Linked DNA regions of Homo sapiens: region 2 is linked to region 1. A link is an interaction called in ENCODE POLR2A ChIA-PET data of the cell type or tissue named here. Cell type or tissue: Panc1. All regions are shown on one strand. Links, peaks and the distances in the headings refer to the core of each region. The heading gives the core; the rest is flanking DNA. Region 1 overlaps SEMA3C (semaphorin 3C). Region 2 has its middle 230 kb from the start of SEMA3C.

Region 1 (9,190 bases), core at 1,923-5,922:
CTTCTACAAGTTAGATAAGTACTCTCAAATTACCTTTAAGAGGTGCAAATATACTAATAGTTCCCCAAAGATATGGCCTAATACAAACTTGTCCAACCTGTGGCCCAAGGGCCTCATGCAACCCAGGACAGCTTTGAATGTGGCCCAGCACAAATTCGTAAACTTTTTAAAAACATGAGATTTTTGGGGGGATTTTTATTTTTATTTTTATTTTTTTAGCTCATCAGCTATTGTTAGTGTTAGCGTATTTTATGTGTGGCCCAAGACAATTCTTCTTCCAGTGTGGCCTAGGGAAGCCAAAAGATTGGACGCCCCTGGACTAATACATCAAAAGTTTATGTCACCTCATTGTTACTTATCATACAAGATCTCAGGTTAACATAGCTAACTGAAATAACAATGAAAGTCATTGAGTTACTAACTGCTTATTTACTGATTCTTTTAGCACGGCTGTGGGAACTTTGTCCGTGTAATTCAGACTTTCAATCGCACACATTTGTATGTCTGTGGGAGTGGCGCTTTCAGTCCTGTCTGTACTTACTTGAACAGAGGGAGGAGATCAGAGGTAAGTATAACTATTTAACATTCTTAGTTTTGATATTAGTGTCAAGGATTTTTGAAACTGTATTTTAGAGTAAAAACTTGGACATATCAATATTCATAAAATATTTTCATGCCCTTTAAATACAAACTATATTACATTTTTTCCTGTCTGCCAAGTTACTTGAAGTATCACCTTTTGCCTTCAGCTAAAAAAGTATATATATTTTTATGTGTATTATATGTGTGTGTGTGTGTGTGTGTGTATACTTTTAGTTGGAGGCAACTATATAGTTTTAGTGTATATGTATATATTTTTAGTATATCTATTTTATTTGTAAAGCTGTAAAAGATGAAAGAAAAATGTTATAATTTCAAGATTACTTGAATGTAATACAGTAATAATATTTGCTCCAAATTATAGAAATATTGTAGCATAAACTTAACCTTCTCAAATCTAGTGTAATTTCTTGTCTTTCAAATTCAATAAAATTTTATAAATATATATCTGTAAAAGATGTATAAAGTGGGATGCCAAGTGTCTGCTGAAAAGAACTTGATGTAATTAACAAATCATACTTTTATCTTAGACCAACATCATCCTACATTAGGCTATTCCAGCCTTATTCTTAAATTAGTTAAGGTGATATGCGGCATTATGGTATGATGTTTGCTAAACACTAGTCAAATATATAGCTAATGTATAGTCAAATATGAGGCTGGTTGAACTTCACCTGTGCTACTTAAGCCTGTCTTTGTTATCCCAGTCCACAGCTGTTGACTAAGGAAAGTACATTACACCAAGAGAGTTACTACTCATTCTTTTAGTCAAACATGTTGTTTTACTTAACATAATTATTTTAAAAACTGAATTTTCAAACTTGGTTTGGTTTTATTATGCAACTTAAATATAGAAAGTCCAGTTTTTAAATAATATTTTAATTTGATTTTAGAGATTAGAATTTTGAAAAAAATAAATATGTCTACTGATCTAAAGCTTATTTTCCTTTAACAAGGATTAATCTATTTTAGTTCTAATATGACTGAACAATGTTTTTTTAAGTTGTTTTTCAGACATGTAATTTATACATAAGTATCTTTTAATGAATAAAAAGTCATTTAAAAATAACTAATTATAATTTGACCCCAAAATGAGACATTTTTTAATGTGGTTCAAGATGCTATGAAATATTACAATTCTTACAGGAAAAGTAAAGTTATGCTTTTTGGAAGAATACAGTTGGCTGCATTGAGCTTGTCATTAAAACCACATGCCTGTGATCAATTGATTAAGTAAACTACTGCCTTAGACGTCTGCAATCTGTCAGACACTTCCCTGAAGTCTGTGCAGTCACTGTACAGGCCAACAATAGCATAGCCATTTTCAGAGCACAGATTTCAAATAAAATTATTTTCCCATGTACGAATTGCCCACTATGCACTTCAAAGCTTAATTGGAAATTCTGTCCAAAAAAATAATCTCCTTTGGAAAACCAGCATGGAATACATTTTAATCACTTTGCTAAATATGAACTACTTTAGTCTCACTTCAAAAGATACGTTTCAAAGGAGAAGCAGTTTCATTAATGAATCTCTGAAATAATACGTGAACATCTTAAGAGCCAATTTAGGTATGAACAGGGTTATGATTTTTAAGCTTTATAAAATGTAGTCCTTGATAGTTCACTCTAGTCGGAGAGTTTCACCATAACATCACTTTTATATATTTGTAGTATAAAAGCCATATTGTAAATATAGAACTACACAGTTTAATCAATCTTACAATGGATTTGTTTTCTTTTAGTTTAGGATAAAAGATCTCCTAGCATAAAATGACCACGTGATGCAGAAAGTTTTATTTTGAGAGAATTCTTCTCTATCACTAAGATTGTATTTTGTAATGACCATGGGTGATACTTACTGCTGACCCTCTTGTATTATTATTAAGAGATGACATTTTTCATCTATTCAAACCTAATTTTGAATAGAAGGTGAACCAAGTTAGGTTGGCAGAGTTACTTTAATTATTCAGTTTTATATCTGGGACATTACCTACCATCCTTCATTGGTCTGTGTTCATAGATATTCATTGGTTCTAGGGGAATATTTGATGAGCCTACTTCGTGTTTGGAGCATCACATGCTTTTGTTATACCCCATTTCTCTTCTATTATTTGCGAGACTGATTCAGAGCTTTCTGAGATTTCAACAGTACTCACTCACCTAAAGAGCCTGGAATCCTTGCTACATGAAGACCTAACCACGGTTCTTCTCCTGTGTCTACTATCTTTACTCCTTGTCTTCTGTTCCTGGAAAAAGATAAAGCAATACAAGTGAATCATGACTTTAAATGAATGAATAAAACATCAACAAAAATGGTGATTGGTTAATTTTGCAACAAATTCTTGGAATATTACCACATCTTATCTTTGATTTCATCAGATGTTTTCATAACATCTGTTTCAACACCCAGATACCAATTAAGCTCCCCTGACCCTGACCCTTATCAAGCAGATAACTTTACCTTAGACTGACCAAGAATATCACAGGTGACCAAGAGTGTCATAGGTATCAAAATTATCCCCTATGCTTTTTGAATGAAATTTGCCACCAATCTAGTCTGTTTCAGTATCTTTTTGTAGGATTTTTTCTGTTTCAGAAGAAAAATTATACATTTTCTGTATTAAGTTCTTTGATAAATAACCTTCATCACTCTGTTTTATATCTTCATTCCCTTTCCTCTACATTTACTTTTTTTTTTTTTTTTTTTGCCCATTTAAAGAAAGGATTGGGTTTCTTTCCCTTAAAATCCTTTTTTTGGTTCTGTGACTTCTTTTTTCTAATTTTCTCCTTTCTCTTTTACTTCATTACTAAGCTTCTCAGAGTAGGAGGCTGAATTTCCAGCTTTTGTGCTCCTAATCTCTATGCCTTTATTCATCCTTTCTAATATTTCACTCCTACACATTAACTAAAACTGTTTAATTAATGGCAGATTCCTCAGTGACCAAATTGACTCCCTCATTTTGTATCCCTTCTCCTAGAACGATCTGTGACATTAAATTCCACCATTCATGCTCTGTATTTTTCATTGCCTTTATTGACGTCTGTGACCATAGGACACTTTGCTATGCCTACTTTTTAATTTTTCACCACCTACTCTCTATTATTTTCTCTCATTGTTCAATCCAGAAATATTCATTTAATGAGAATAAAAGCAGAATCAAAATCATGTTGAAGCTACTTTAAAGCTTTAAAGACCTTAAAAGCTTTAAAGGCTACTTATATGTCAACAGAGAAGTAAATTGGAACAATCTTCAGCAGAAAATGGCAGGAACAGAATTGTGTTGTCACTTATGTGTTAGGTAACAGATGATTTGTGGCACGGTGCGTGGGGGGTGGAAAAGTTGTAGGAGATTAGTTTGAGAGTTGACATAGAAGACCACAAAAGAGATCGTTGTACTCAGGTGATAGCAATGGTGACAGAGAGTATAAAATGGTATGAAGTATAAAATAGTATAGATGATGTTGATGGATTTGGATAAGGAAAAGGAAATGATATAAATGCTGACACTTTTCTTGTTTGTTATTTTCAGCCTCTTTAATTGTGTAGTTGCCATGAACTGAGATGAGAATGAAGAGACCATGTATAGGGTAAAGATTATAAGCCTGAGTTTGGTCTGTTGAATGAGAGATCCCATGGAAAGATCCAATTAGTGATATCAAGTAGGCCGTTAAATATAAGACTGAGTATATACACGTGTGAGTCATTGTTTTATAAGAGTAACTGGAGCCCAAGAAAAGTGTGGATTTAATTATGCAGAGAGGGAGTTAGAGTAAAAAGAAAAGAATGACGGTGGTTGAGACTTGAGGGTCTCCTAACTTTAATGGCCAATTAGAGGAACATGAACTTACAAACAAGCCTAAAAAGAACAGGCAGGGCTGGGCGCGGTGGCTCACGCCTGTAATCACAGCACTTAGGGAGGCCGAGGCGGGCAGATCATGACGTCAGGAGATCAAGACCATCCTGGCTAACATGGTGAAATCCCATCTCTACTAAAAATACAAAAAATTAGCTGGGCGTGGTGGCAGGTACCTGTAGTCCCAGCTACTTGGGAGGCTGGCAGGAGAATGGCGTGAACCCGGGAGGCGGAGCTCGCCAGTGAGCTGAGATCGTGGCCACTGAACTCCAGCCTGGGCGACAGAGCGAGACTCTGTCTTAAATAAAAAAAAAAAGAAAAAAGAAAAAAAAAAGGAACAGAGAAAGAGGGGTGGGGAAAAAAAGACTATGTTGGTTCTGGGAAATAAAAATAAGTCATTGTAAAAACATAGAAGTTTTCAACTATTCCAAGCGCCATTGAGAATCCAAGTAAAATGAGGTCTAAAAAATAAGCACTGAGTTTTGTACCATAATTGTCATTAAAGATCTTATCAATAAGTGTTTCAATGCAATAATTGACGTTAGACGCTGAATTAAAGTGGATTGAAAATAAAATGACAAGTCAGAAAATGGTGGTGAGGATGTACGTAATTCCCTGAGAAGTGTGGTTTATAAGGAGAATGGTATATGGGAGCTGAAGGGGTTGTTTAAATAATGGCATAAAGCCTCCAATTATTAAGATGAAAGTATGTATCAAAGAAACACAAGGAATAATGGAAATCTAAGGTGCCTAAAAAGACGAGATAAGATGAAATCCAAAGCAATGAAATCCAAAGAATTGGCCTCAAAGTAAGAGAACTAGTCTCATGTATTAGTGGATATATCAATATAATATTACATTACTAAATATGATATTTGTGTGTTTAGTAGTGAGGAGTTGAAGATATATCATTTAAGGGCTTTGCTTTCTCTGCAAAGTAGCAATAATGTGAGTTGAGAATAAGTTAGGGGATCAGAAAAATCAGGATTTGGCTTTAGTGGCAAAGGCCTGAAATTTTTGATGACAGAACCAGTTGTGATAAGAGAATCTTTGAAAGGCCACTGTACATTGTAGGGGATCCACTTGTGGTTGGTGATCACAAATCTGTAATGTATTGAATTTACTTTTTTAGGTTGCCTTCTACAAAATGTTTAGTAGTTTGGAGGCAAGTATGGAGAATGTAGATAGATGTATTCCTTTAGGGTGTGGATGCAATGAAAAAAGTCATACATTCAAGGAATCGAATGTTGTGTCAAAATTTATTGAAATTAAAAAATTTATTGAAATTAAAAATGGAATCTGGCCAGGCACAGTGGCTCATGTCTGTAATCCCAGCACTTTGGGAGGCCAAGGCGGGCAGATCACTTGAGCCCAGGGGTTTTAGACCAGCCCGGGGAACATGGCGAAAGCCCCGTCTCTATTAAAAAAAAAAAAAAAAAAAAAAAATACAAAAAATAGCCAGGCGTGGTGGTGCTTCCCTGTAGTCCTAGCCACTCCAGAGCCTGAGGCATGAGAATCGCTTGAACCTGGGATGTGGAGGTTGCCGTAAGCCGAGATCGCACCACTGCACTTCAGCCCAGGTGACAGAGCTAGACCCTGTCTTTAAAAGACAAACAAACAACAACAACAACAAAAACATGCAATCAAAGTCAAAAAGAGAAAAGCCTAACGAACTGGGGAGAAACAGAGAAGATTTCTCAGGAGACAAGTTTTAGGAATTATTTCAGGGTGCTTGAGATAGTTATTAGGTAGACCACATCTGCTCCTGGTGGGGGTGATCTAGATCTAGAGTGCTGTGCAATGTAGGAGTAGGTCAGTTGAGAGCAAATGGTACCTAAACAACCTTACCAATTCCTGCAAGACGAACTCTCACTTATTTGGTCAAATCAGTCTCCAGCTCTAGAACCGCAACAAGGCTTACTATTTTTTTTGTTGTTTGTTTTTCTTCTGGTTTATGATTATTGATTTAGTTTAGTGGTTACATGAATGAAGATCTTTTGGAAATCGGATTCACTAGGAGTCAGGAGACTGAATTCAAATTGTGCTATTATCAGCCTTTAACTACGTGGTCTTCTGGACAAGTCATATTTTTTCATCACCTGTAGAGTGACTTCATTGATGAAGATCTTAGGATGCTCAGAAAGAACCTTTTTAGGCTGGAGGACTGTGATTCTTTTTAGGCTCTATTATTCTCTATTATGTTTAGGGAGGTCCTGCAGTAGTATAGAAACTCAAACAACTATGTATTAGCTTTATTTTTTCAAGGAGTCAAAACTTTAGAATCATCTTTGTTTTCCTGAGTATGATCAATTAGAAATTGGTTGTGATTGATTATCACAAATATATAGTTGTTTGGATTTACCTTTTTAGGTTACCTTTTACAAAACAGTAGTTTGGAGGCATGTACAGAGAATGTAATAGATGTATCCTTTCAGGATGTGGAGGCAATGTGAAAAGGACAACAAGTACAATGAAATTAGAACCACTGAATTATAACTGATGCCCACCTCTGTTGATTGCGACTATATAAATTTTCTTACATCTCTGCTGCTCTTACCTTGACCACTGAAAACATGCCATGTCAGATTATTACCTCCTAATCTCTGGACTCTTGTAATAGGAAACTAACCAATTTTCCTGAATGCAGTGCCTGTTTTTATACATTTCATTCCCAATCTCCTTAAAGCTCAAGATAAAGTCCAACTTTCTAGGGCAAGGTTTTGATCTTTCCATTTCCACACTCAAAAATATTATTGACTTCATATTTCTTTCAGGATAACTTTCAAAAATCTTAGCTTGATAATTAAGATTCCTTATCATCTTATTTGACCTTATTAAAATGGTCATTTTTTTTTTACTTTGAATTTTGGTAGGGGGCTTGTACTAACTTTATGTAAGAAAAAGGTACATATTTATACTGACAAGATATTTCTTCTTGGTGAGGCTAAAACCATTGAATCTATTGCCCCCAATCTATAGTCTTCTCTCTTCCCTTTTCCTGCTTAACTTTCCTTCTCAGTAGCAAGCACTATCTAACATATTCCATATTTCCATATTTTAATTATTTATTACCTTTCTTACTAGGTTATAAATTACTTGAGGACAAAGATTTTAGTGTATTTTGTTTGCAATATCCCCAGTGTTTAGTCAGTTTCTGGTACATGGCAGATGCTCAGTGAATTTTTGTTAAATAAAGTCATGAGTAAATGACACATTTTAAATATGAATTATGAATTATTTTGTTGAATCTTGTACAATGCTTTATATGATAAAATTAAACAGTAACATAAAATGCTATTTTTAAAAAAATCTTAATTATTTTGAAAATAGTATAGTCCTTACATAGATTGTTCCTCTGTGGACAGTTTTCTTCTTTTGGCTGATGTTCAACGCATCTAGTTGAGATTTATAATAATACTTGGTTTTCAAGTGATTTTTGCTGATGTTGATTTGAGGAGAACGACTTCTTGGATCAGCTCTCTGGGGAGTGCAATAGAAAGAGGGCTAGCCCTGCTGAGGTTAGCTTGTAATTACAGATCGATTCTTCTCATAGTTTGAGTAAATCTTAATGTAGTAAATTGGAAGGCATAATAAGCAACCAACTAGAAAGCATATTAATTTTAATGATGCTTTGTTTTACTAATGAACAATTGTCTTCACTAAATAAGTTATCATTGCCACATTTTAAATTTTATCTACAATAAAGGACCAAGTTTTCATGATTGACTCCAAGTGTGAATCTGGAAAAGGACGCTGCTCTTTCAACCCCAACGTGAACACGGTGTCTGTTATGATCAGTAAGTAGACAACGAAAGAGGGAGGATTAAACATAAAATAACATGGAAAATTAGCTTGACATGGTATACCTATTCTTGATGGTTGTGTGGATGATAGTATGTGAGTAAAATAATATGAAGAAAGTTGTGAGCTGAGAAATAGAGAGTTCAGTTTCTCATTTGTAAGAATATTTATGATTAAATAATAAGCATGTAACTTATGACAGTTTTGTCATTCCCAGAGTAGGCCAAGCATTTTTTATAAGTGTGTATATGTATACTTATATATTATCATAAAGTAGTTTTCAGTGTTTTCTGTAATTGTTTGTAGTATTAACTACACCCACTTTTTCTCATGTTTTAGTATTTTTTTCTTTACCTTTCATTATTTTTTATTTGTTTTTAGTTGACAAATAATAATTGTATATATTTATAGGATACAATGTGGTGTTTTGATCTATGTATACATAATGGAAGAATTCAGTCAAGCCAATTGACATATCCATTACCTCGCCCACGTATTTTTTTGTGGTGAGAATGTTAAAAATCTATTTTTAAGCAATTCGGAAATATGCAATAAATTTTATTTACTGTCACCATGGTCACTGTGCAGTATAGTAGATCACTAAAACTGATTCCTTGGATAAACATCTTTTTTTTTGCCCCTCCCTCTGTCCTCCAGCCCCTGATAATTAACCTTTCTACCCTCTGTTTCTATGAGATCAACTTTTTTAGATTCCACATGTAAGTGAGATCACACCTTATTTGTCTTTCTGTGCCTGGCTTATTTCCCTTAGTGTAATGTCCTCCAGTTCCATCCATGTTGTCATAAGTGACAAAATTTCATTCTTTTTTAAGGCTGTATAGTATTCCATCGTGTATATATGTACCATGTTTTTAAAAATCCATTCATATGTTGATGAACACTTAGGTTGCTTCCATGTCTTAGCTTTTGTGA
Region 2 (9,190 bases), core at 3,506-7,505, 340 kb before region 1:
TCTCTGTTTGCTTTCATGGCAGCTATTCAATAGAGGTTATTCATTAACAAGTTCTCCTCTAGTGTAAAGTACTTAGAAAGAACTGGTTCAGAATGTAGCCTTTGTTTCCAAGTCTTCCTTTTATCTTGGTTTGTACCCTATGTCCTCATGCCTGAAGCAGTCACTCTGTTCTTCTATGTCAAACTGTTACAATTACCTTCACATTCTACTGGAAAAGTCATCACTCACAAACTCCCACTCAGTGTCTCTGTGTCATTAGGAATGAAGCCTAGTGGATATAATTTCCCACCAATTCAGCATTGAAGTCAGAAATATAATGAATGGTTAACAAGTCCCAGACTGGAAGCCACTTCTGTTGAAGGATGCCAGCCCATGGGCTGAATGTATGTGCAGTAATTTTGTGAACATATAGAGAGCCCTGAAAATTTAAGCAAACAGGCAAAACAAAACAAAATGCATCACAAAAATGTGCTGGAAGAGAGGTGTAGTGTCACAACCTGTTGTGACAAATCTATTGATTTAACTACAAAACAACATTATTTACTAAAGACTAAAAAATATATGGTTGACATTAAATCACACTTTGAGGTTACTAATAGGATTATATAAGCATAATGAGTAAACAAGACACTTTGAACTTTTGTTTTTAAAAATTATATCTTTTCTTTTAATTAGCAAAATTACCTAAAAGCAATACAATGATACTTGGAAAGAATAAAAATTCAAATAAAAAAGTTACCCATACCTTCTCTTATGGCTTGAATTGTGTCCCTCAAAATCCATCTGTTAAAATCCTAACTCCTAGTACCTGAAAAGGTGACCTTATTTGAAAAATAGATTAATTACAGATATAATAAGTTAAGGTAAGATGAGGTTATTAGGATGGGCTGTCTAGGGTCCTTGTAGTAAAGTGAAATTGGGACACAGAGGCATGTACCCAAAGAGAATTCCATGTGAAAGGACTGTAAACCAAACAGCATATGAGACAAGTCTCAATCAATTTAGAAGTTTATTTTGCCAAGGTTCAGGATGCGTGGTAAGGAGACATGTCTGTGCCTTTCTCCAAAGCTGATTTTTAGGGCTTAAATATTTATAGGAGAAAGGGTGGATACTGAGGAAAGACAAAAACATTTTTTAAAGGTATGTGTAGATAAGGAGCAAATGGTTGCATTCTTTTGAGTCTTTGATCAGCCATTCGCATGTGAAAGTGGGGGGGTAGAGGAATAGTCACTTATGCATTCTTCTAACTCAGTGAATCTGTATTTTTACATAAGATAAAATAAACATAGGGCAGAAGAAGCAATCAGATATGCATTTGTCTCAGGGGAGCAGAGGGATGACTTTGAGTTCTGTCCTTTCTCCCATACCTTTGAAGATAAGTTATCAATTAACATTGTCAGGGTGAAATTCAACAGAACTGTTTTAGGGTAAGGATCTTGGGGCCCACAAGGAATTTCCTAGTGGGCAAATTGTGAGGGAGGTATGTGGCCTTTTCTTTTTCGTAGCTATCTTATTTAGGAACAAAATGGGAGGTAGGTTTGTGTGAGGCAGTTTCCAGCTTGACTTTTCCCTTCGGCTTGGTGATTTTGGGGTCCTGAGATTTATTTTCCTTTCACAAGACACAGGAAGAAGATGGCCATCTAAAAGTCAAAAGAAGAAGCCTGGAACAGATTTTTCCCTCACAGTTCTCAGAAGGAGCCAGTGGTGCCGACAACTTGATCTAGTCTCCAGAGCTATACCACAACCAATTCCACTTATTTAAGCCACCTAGGTTGTGGTACCTCGCTACAGCATCACCTAGAAAATTAATGCACCTTCATTACCCAGAGATAACCTCAGTAAACACTTACTATACATTTAAAAATCTGTGGCCTATTTCTGTTTACTTATTCAAATATTTTTTTTTCACATAACACTAAATTTTGAACAAATTTTTCAGTCTATGGCGGTGACGTCTTGTGCCCTACCCTGAAGTCCATTTTTCCTTCCTCCCAGTAACAATGCTCTAATTTTAGTGCTCAATCAAAAGATAACATTTGCAGCCTCCCTTGGGCCATGTGCTTATTTATCTAAATTCTGGACAAAATGATGTTAGCAGAAATGTTGTATTGGACTGTAAAGAACTGCAAAGTTTCTAAAATTTTGCACTACTTGAAAGCAAAAAAGAAACCCTTCCACAGAAAGGTGGTTTTCTTGTCCCAGTTTTCTGAGTGCCAATTCCCACAGGGCCAGAAGAGGATGAGACACTTACAGAGCCTAAAACTTTTATAATGGTCAGTGAACCTGCACACCCTTTGTGTAGGACAGAAATGCTGTTTCTACCTTGCAAGGCTGCTTCCTATAAAAAATTCTTAAAACGATAGACCACCAGCCAACGTTTTGAGGATGCATTCATATTTTCAGAATGACAGTAGGAAGAGAGGAAACTGAGCTCCATACTAGTCCTGGCCTATGCACCCCCCCAGACTTCTTTTATGGCTGAGGAAATTAAACTTCTTTAGTTAAATCACTTATTTTGGGAATTTTCTGTGGTGCTGTCCAATCCTAGGTCTAACTGGCATGCAGTCAATAAAACTTACATTTAAAACTTCATTTTTCAGCCGGGCACAGTGGCTCACATGTGTAATCCCAGCACCAAGTCAGGTGCATCACCTGAGGTCAGGAATTTGAGACCAGACTGGCCAACATCGTGAAACCCTGTCTCTATTAAAATACAAAATTATTTTACTCTATTAAAAATACAAAATTTAGCCGGGCGCGGTGGCGGGCACCTGTAATCCCAGCTACTCGTAAGGCTGAGGCCGGAGAATCATTTGAACTCAGGAGGCAGAGGTTGCAGTGAGCCGAGGTGGCGCCATTGCACTCCAGCCTGGGCAACAAGAGTGAAACTCCATCTCAAAAATAAATAAATAAATAAATAAATAAATAAATAAATAAATAAATAAATAAAATAAAATAAAATACTTCATTTTTCATAATGACAAAGAAGTAAATCATATAATCATACCATCATTTCCTTAGTTAAACCCATTATTGTACTCCCCTTGTTTTGTTCTCATTTTCTTCTATTCCAATCCAAAGTTTGATGCATGCAGTTTGTTATCCGTGAATATTTTTGTTCATTAAAATTATTTCCTCAAGATTGGCTTTTCTTTTTTATTGTGGGTTTTTGTCTAGCATATTTTCATTTAGCATATTTTCATTTCATATAAATATATACACATGTAGACAAAACAATAAAATCTCAAAGTTAAAAAATAAAAATTAATCACCATTTATATGTCTGCTTCCTCTTCTCTCTCTCTCTGCATGTATATAAAACATCAATCCAAAACTTCAGGGTTAAGGGGTAAGTATATTTGAACTTTTCCATTCACAATTCTTCAGATAAACAGTATAGTTCTAAATGATAGGCTTTTCTTATGATATTATGATTTATTAAATTTAACCTGTATTAGATAAGACTCTTCAATGAATTTAAAGTGACTTAATTTGCTTACACTACCCTCCTCTTCTCTCCTTTCCCTTTCCAATTTTTTTGCATGAACATTAATTTTTAATTCTCTTGACTGCTAATTACCAAAGCTTCATAAATCCAACTTCTTTTATATAGTCAATAGATATGCTTTTCTACTAATGGGTGTCTTAATCAACAAAGAGAGATAAATGAGTCTATTTGGATAGAAATAAGATTGATACAGCAAAGACCTGGTCCTATGATCTGAGTTGCTTTTATCTCAGTAATTCAAAATGCTTTTAGCTCTTAAGATAATGATTCAGGGTGTTTGTATAATAAATGTAATTACCTTGATTTATATGCCACATAGGAGACATAAAAACTTTATTTTAAGGGTTAACATTTATAGACATAACGCATACTATTTGAATAGACAAATCCATATAATTTTTCTCTGTTTTTCATGAAGAGGTGAGTTCAGCTCTATTGCTGTTTATAATTTCCCTGCATATAGTTCCGTTTGTAACCAACAGATGGGGAGCAGAAACAGTAGCTTAGTGTGTGTTTGCATGTGTGCCTGTGTGTGTGTGTGTGTGTGTGTGTGTGTGTGTGTGTGTGCTTAAGGGCATATGTCTTGCATGCCTGTACTAAAAGCTGAACAAATGCATTTAGGCACGAAGAGACAATTGTCTAAGAAAAAGATCAAGGAAGCTAACAAGGATGAGTTACATTCACTGATACGCTAGTGCTAATACTGTGGAGAGAGCAAACAAGGTCTTAGAACAAATGGCAATTTTCTGCTGTTTGTGTTCCAACAGTACATTCTTTGTCAAGATTCACTAGGAACAACTAAATATCATACCTAATAACTAATAAAAAGCAGGCTACCTAATAATTGGATCCTAGATCAGTTTTTCCATCTGCATAACCTCACACTTTTAGCTAAATCCAGCTGTTAAGATTATCTTATAACGAAGGCATTACCTTGGTGCAATTCAACTCTTCATTATTGATCATGAGCCAAACCTAAATAAGATACAGAAATGAAACATTGAAATGTTTAGTAAGAACAGTTATGGAAAACAAAATTATTAGTAGTACAGAGCATTGTCAATGCCTAAGAAACTCAGGAAGGAGTCTAGCTAGCTGTTCAGAAGAGTTTAACCATTTAAGTTAAAAATATGTAGAGAGGAAGAAATCAAAACCAACAAGAGAGAAACAGTGAGATGGCTATTCTTTACTTTTTGGCTGATGAGCATCAAAATGCTCTTCCTATGACTGAGCAGTCTGACCCTTTTTGAGGCCTGGTGAAGACTCTTTCTCTGAAACAGAAAGGATCAGAAGCCCTTGGTAGCTCAGATGCAGGCATGTGACTCAGCTTGGGCTTGGGACCTCTGCTCTGCCAGTCAGATTCCCCTGCCCAAGCCTGTGCTTCTGTGCTGTCTGATAGTTTACAAATCCTTTGGAACATTGTGGTGGCAACACAAATAGCTAGAGTCCACTGACCACATTGGCAGTTGTATTGAATTCAAACAGCTCAGCAGGGCACATCCAGTGTTCCTGGCACCAGGGACAATTTTCTAACCAGCCTGAGCACACGATGAGATGGTGGCTGGGCTCTTGGCTGCCTGGCCTCCTTTATACCCTATTATTTTTCTGCAGCCCAGCTCTATTGACTTCCTGCTGATTTGGGAAGGTACCAGATATTTCTTCAATAATGCCTTTTTCTGCTTAACTAACCACATGTGATTTCTCTTCATTGAAACAAATAACCTTTGCTTAATTGCATTAGTAATCCTCATGATAACATGATTCTAATCCTCATTTGTAATCACGATACATTTTAAAACATATCCAAAGTTTTATATAGTCTAAATTAGTCTAATATTTTAACAGAGAAATCTTTTTTTTTCTAACCCAATACACCTAAGGAACATAATTATTCTCATTAGTAGCAACTAAATAAAATAAGACTTTTTGTTGAAGCCTATTTGATCAGTTGTTATGGTCTGATTAATATGGATCAATACAAAATCATTGATTTTTTATTATGCAATAATGTCAAATATATGAATGGACATCCATGGTATTAGCTCATTTCATTGCATTGACCTTCATTCTGGCATCTCTTATCCCTGGCTTCTAACCCAGATCACCTGAGCCTCAACATATCTGTGATCCCAAGAAATAGTCATGATCACTTAGGATCAGAGACAGTGTATGATTAAGGAAATGACTGAAGAAATCTACCTCATATACTACTTAGTAATTTTAACAGTTTGACATTTAACTTTTTTTGTGTTGCATAAAAGTAGCTGTATCAAAACTGCAATGTGACATATACCTTGGCTCATGATTGTGGTAACTGGAGAATGGAAAGCAAAGAAATATACCAGTATTTTAAGAGTAGAATGTGTGTTGTTTATAAAGCCCTTTCTCCCCCCAAATAACTGTTATAAAGCATTCATTGTTTATGAATAACAACATGAACAATGAAATGGAACCAGCTCTGAGCATGTATACATGTATCTGTGTGTTTGCTGTATTTTAATGTATAAAATAGCTAGAGGTAAGATTGATATCTAGAGGAGATTGATTGGAAAGGGAGTACTTACATAAAGTACATAAGATACTTTGCCCCCCATACACTAGAATTCTTTTTTACATATTTCTAGGTACACAGTAGGTATATATACATTTATGGGCTACATGAGATATATTGATACAGGCATACAATGTATAATAATCACATCAGGGTAAATGGGGTATGCATCATCTCAAGCATTTATTTTTTCTTTGTGTTACAAACAATCCAATCATACTCTTATAGTTATTTTTAAATGTATGATAAATTATCGTTGACCATAGTCACCCTATTGTGTTATCAAATATCAGGTCTTATTCATTTTATCTAACTATATTTTTGTACCCATTAACCATTCCCCCTCCAACTACACTTCCCAGCCTCTGGTAACCATTGTTCTACTCTCTATCCCCTTGAGTTCATTGTTTGTTTGTTTGTTTGTTTTTTGCCTCCCACAAATAAGTGAGAACATGCAACATTTGTCTTTCTGTGCCTGACTTATTTCACTTAACATAATGGCCTGAAGTTCCAACCATGATATTGCAAATGACAGAATCTCATTCTTTTTTATGGCAGAATAGTATTTCATTCGTGTATATGCACTACATTTTCTTTATCCATTCATCTATTAATGGACACTTAGGCTTTTTCCAAATCTTGGCTATTGTGAAGAGTGCTGCAATAAACATAAGAGGGCAGATATCTCTTCAATATACTGATTTCCCTTTTTTTTGGATATAAACCTAGCAAGAGAATTCCTGGATCATATGGTAGTTCTATTTTTAGTTTTTTGGAGGAACCTACAAAATGTTCTCCATGGTGGTTGTACTAATTTACATTTCCATCAACAGTGCATGAAGGGTTCATTTTCTCCACATCTTTGCCAGCATTTGCTATTGCCTGTCTTTTGCATGAAAGCCGTTTTAACTGGGGTAAGATGATATCTCATTGTAGTTCAGATTTGCATTCCTCTGCTGATTAGTGATGCTGAGAACTCTTTTATATATTGGTTTGCCATTTGTATGTCTTCTTTTGAGATATTCAAGTCTTCTGCCCATTTTAAATCAGATTATTAGATTTTATTTTCCTATTAAGTTGTTTGAGCTCCTTATAGATTCTGGTTGTTAATTCCTTGTCAGATGCACAGTTTGCCAATATTTTCTCTCATTCTGTGGGTTGTGTCTTCACTTTGTTGATTGTGTTCTTTGATATGCAGAAGCTTTTTAACTTGATGTAATCCTATTTATCCATTTTTGCTTTGGTTGTCTGTACTTATGGGTAGTTCTCAAGAAAAGAAACTCTGCAATGTCCTGGAGAGTTTTTGCCAATGTTTTCTTTTAGTAATTTCATAGTTTGAGGTCTTAAATTTAAATCTTTAATCCATTTTGGTTTGATTTTATATATGGTGAAAGAGACGTGTCCCATTTCATTCTTCTACATAGACATATCTAGTTTTCCCAGCACCATTAACTGAAGAGACCATCTTTTTCTCAATGTATATTCTTGCTACCTTTGTCAAAAATGAGTTCATTGTAGACATATGGATTTATTTCTGGGTTCTCTATTCTGTTCCTTTGGTCTGTCTGTCTGTTTCTATGCCAGTACTATGCTGTTTGCATTACTATAGCTCTGCAGGATAATTTGTAGTCAGGTAATGTGATTCCTCCAGTTTTGTCTTTTTTGCTTAGAATAACTTTGGTTATTCTAGGTCTGTTGTGGTTCTGTATAAATTTTAGGATTTTTTTTCTTCTTCTATGAAGAATGTCATTGGTATTTTAATAGGGATTGCAATGAATCTGTAGATTGATTTGGTTACATATGTATATTTTAACAATATTGATTCTTCCAATGACTATGAAATATCTTTCCATTTTTTTGAGTCCCCTTCAATTTCTTGTGTCAGTATTTCATAGTTTTCATTGTAAAGATCTTTCCTTTCTTTGGTTAAGTTGATCCCTAAGTATTTAATTTTATTTGTAGCTATTTTAAATGGGATAACTTTCTTGATTTCTTTTTCAGATTGTTCACTGTTGGCATATAGAAATGCTACTGATTTTTGTATGTTGATTTTGTATGCAGCAACTTTACTGAATTTGCTTATCAGTTCGAATATTTTTTTGTTGAAGTCTTTAGGTTTTTCCAAATATAAGATCATATCATCTCCAAACAAGAATAATTTGACTTCTTCCTTTCCAATTTGATGCCCTCTATTTCTTCCTCTTTTCTTACTGCTCTAATTAGGTCTTCCAGTAATATGGTGAGCAACAATGATGAAGGTGGGCATCCTTGGCTTATTCCAGATCTTAGAGGAAAGACTTTCAGATTTTCCTCATGCATATGATTTTACCTGTGGATTTGTCATATATGACTTTTATTGTCTGGAGGTATGTTCCTTCTTTTCTTTTCACAAAAGAAACTTTATTAATTATCATGAGGTCAACGTCCTTACCATCATGCTAGCCAAGAAATAAAACTTTGATAATCACCTCATATCTCTCTATTTGGTCCATCCCAGCCATAACCCTTCTCTCTCTTCCACTCTTCCTCCACAAGTAATTGATATCCTGACTTTCTTCGTAATTTTTTTAAATTTATTTATTAATATTATACTTTAAGTTTTAGGGTACATGTGCACAATGTGCAGGTTATTTACATATGTATACATGTGCCATGCTGGTGTGCTGCACCCACTAACTCGTCATCTAGCATTAGGTATATCTCCCAATGCTATCCCTCCCCTTTCCCCCCACCCCACAACAGTCCCCAGAGTGTGATGTTCCCCTTCCTGTGTCCATGTGTTCTCATTGTTCAATTACCACCTATGAGTGAGAATATGCGGTGTTTGGTTTTTTGTTCTTGCGATAGTTTACTGAGAATGATGATTTCCAATTTCATCCATGTCCCTACAAAGGACATGAACTCATCATTTTTTATGGCTGCATAGTATTCCATGGTGTATATGTGCCACATTTTCTTAATCCAGTCTAACATTGTTGGACATTGGGGTTGGTTCCAAGTCTTTGCTATTGTGAATAATGCTGCAATAAACATACATGTGCATGTGTCTTTGTTTTTTTTTTTTTTTAGTTTTTTATTGGTGAGTTGTTGTTATTTTTCTTTTTTTTAATTTTTCTTTAAGTTCTGGGATA

Evidence for each region. ChIA-PET counts read pairs that join two places held together with the same protein. Peaks named below come from ENCODE experiments on the same cell type or tissue, not always from the same donor. Only the 100,000 strongest peaks of a DNase experiment are listed, where the experiment ranks them.
Region 2: POLR2A ChIA-PET joins it to region 1 with 10 read pairs; 1 of 35 experiments calls an interaction of 5 or more read pairs at or near these places.

The regions. Positions count from the first base shown.
Region 1 is chr7:80,809,674-80,818,863 of GRCh38, reverse strand. It overlaps SEMA3C (semaphorin 3C), which reads left to right. Exons shown (of 18, transcript NM_006379.5): 5 at 446-565; 6 at 8,163-8,253. Among named protein-coding and RNA genes, the nearest start is that of SEMA3C, 100 kb to the left of the region's middle. In Panc1, for the core only: no CTCF peak of the experiment used is centred there; no DNase peak of the experiment used is centred there; H3K27ac peaks cover 1,845 bases.
Region 2 is chr7:81,146,852-81,156,041 of GRCh38, reverse strand. No RefSeq gene overlaps it. Among named protein-coding and RNA genes, the nearest start is that of SEMA3C, 230 kb to the right of the region's middle. RefSeq lists a cis regulatory region at 35-48 and an enhancer at 1-114. In Panc1, for the core only: no CTCF peak of the experiment used is centred there; no DNase peak of the experiment used is centred there; H3K27ac peaks cover 2,626 bases.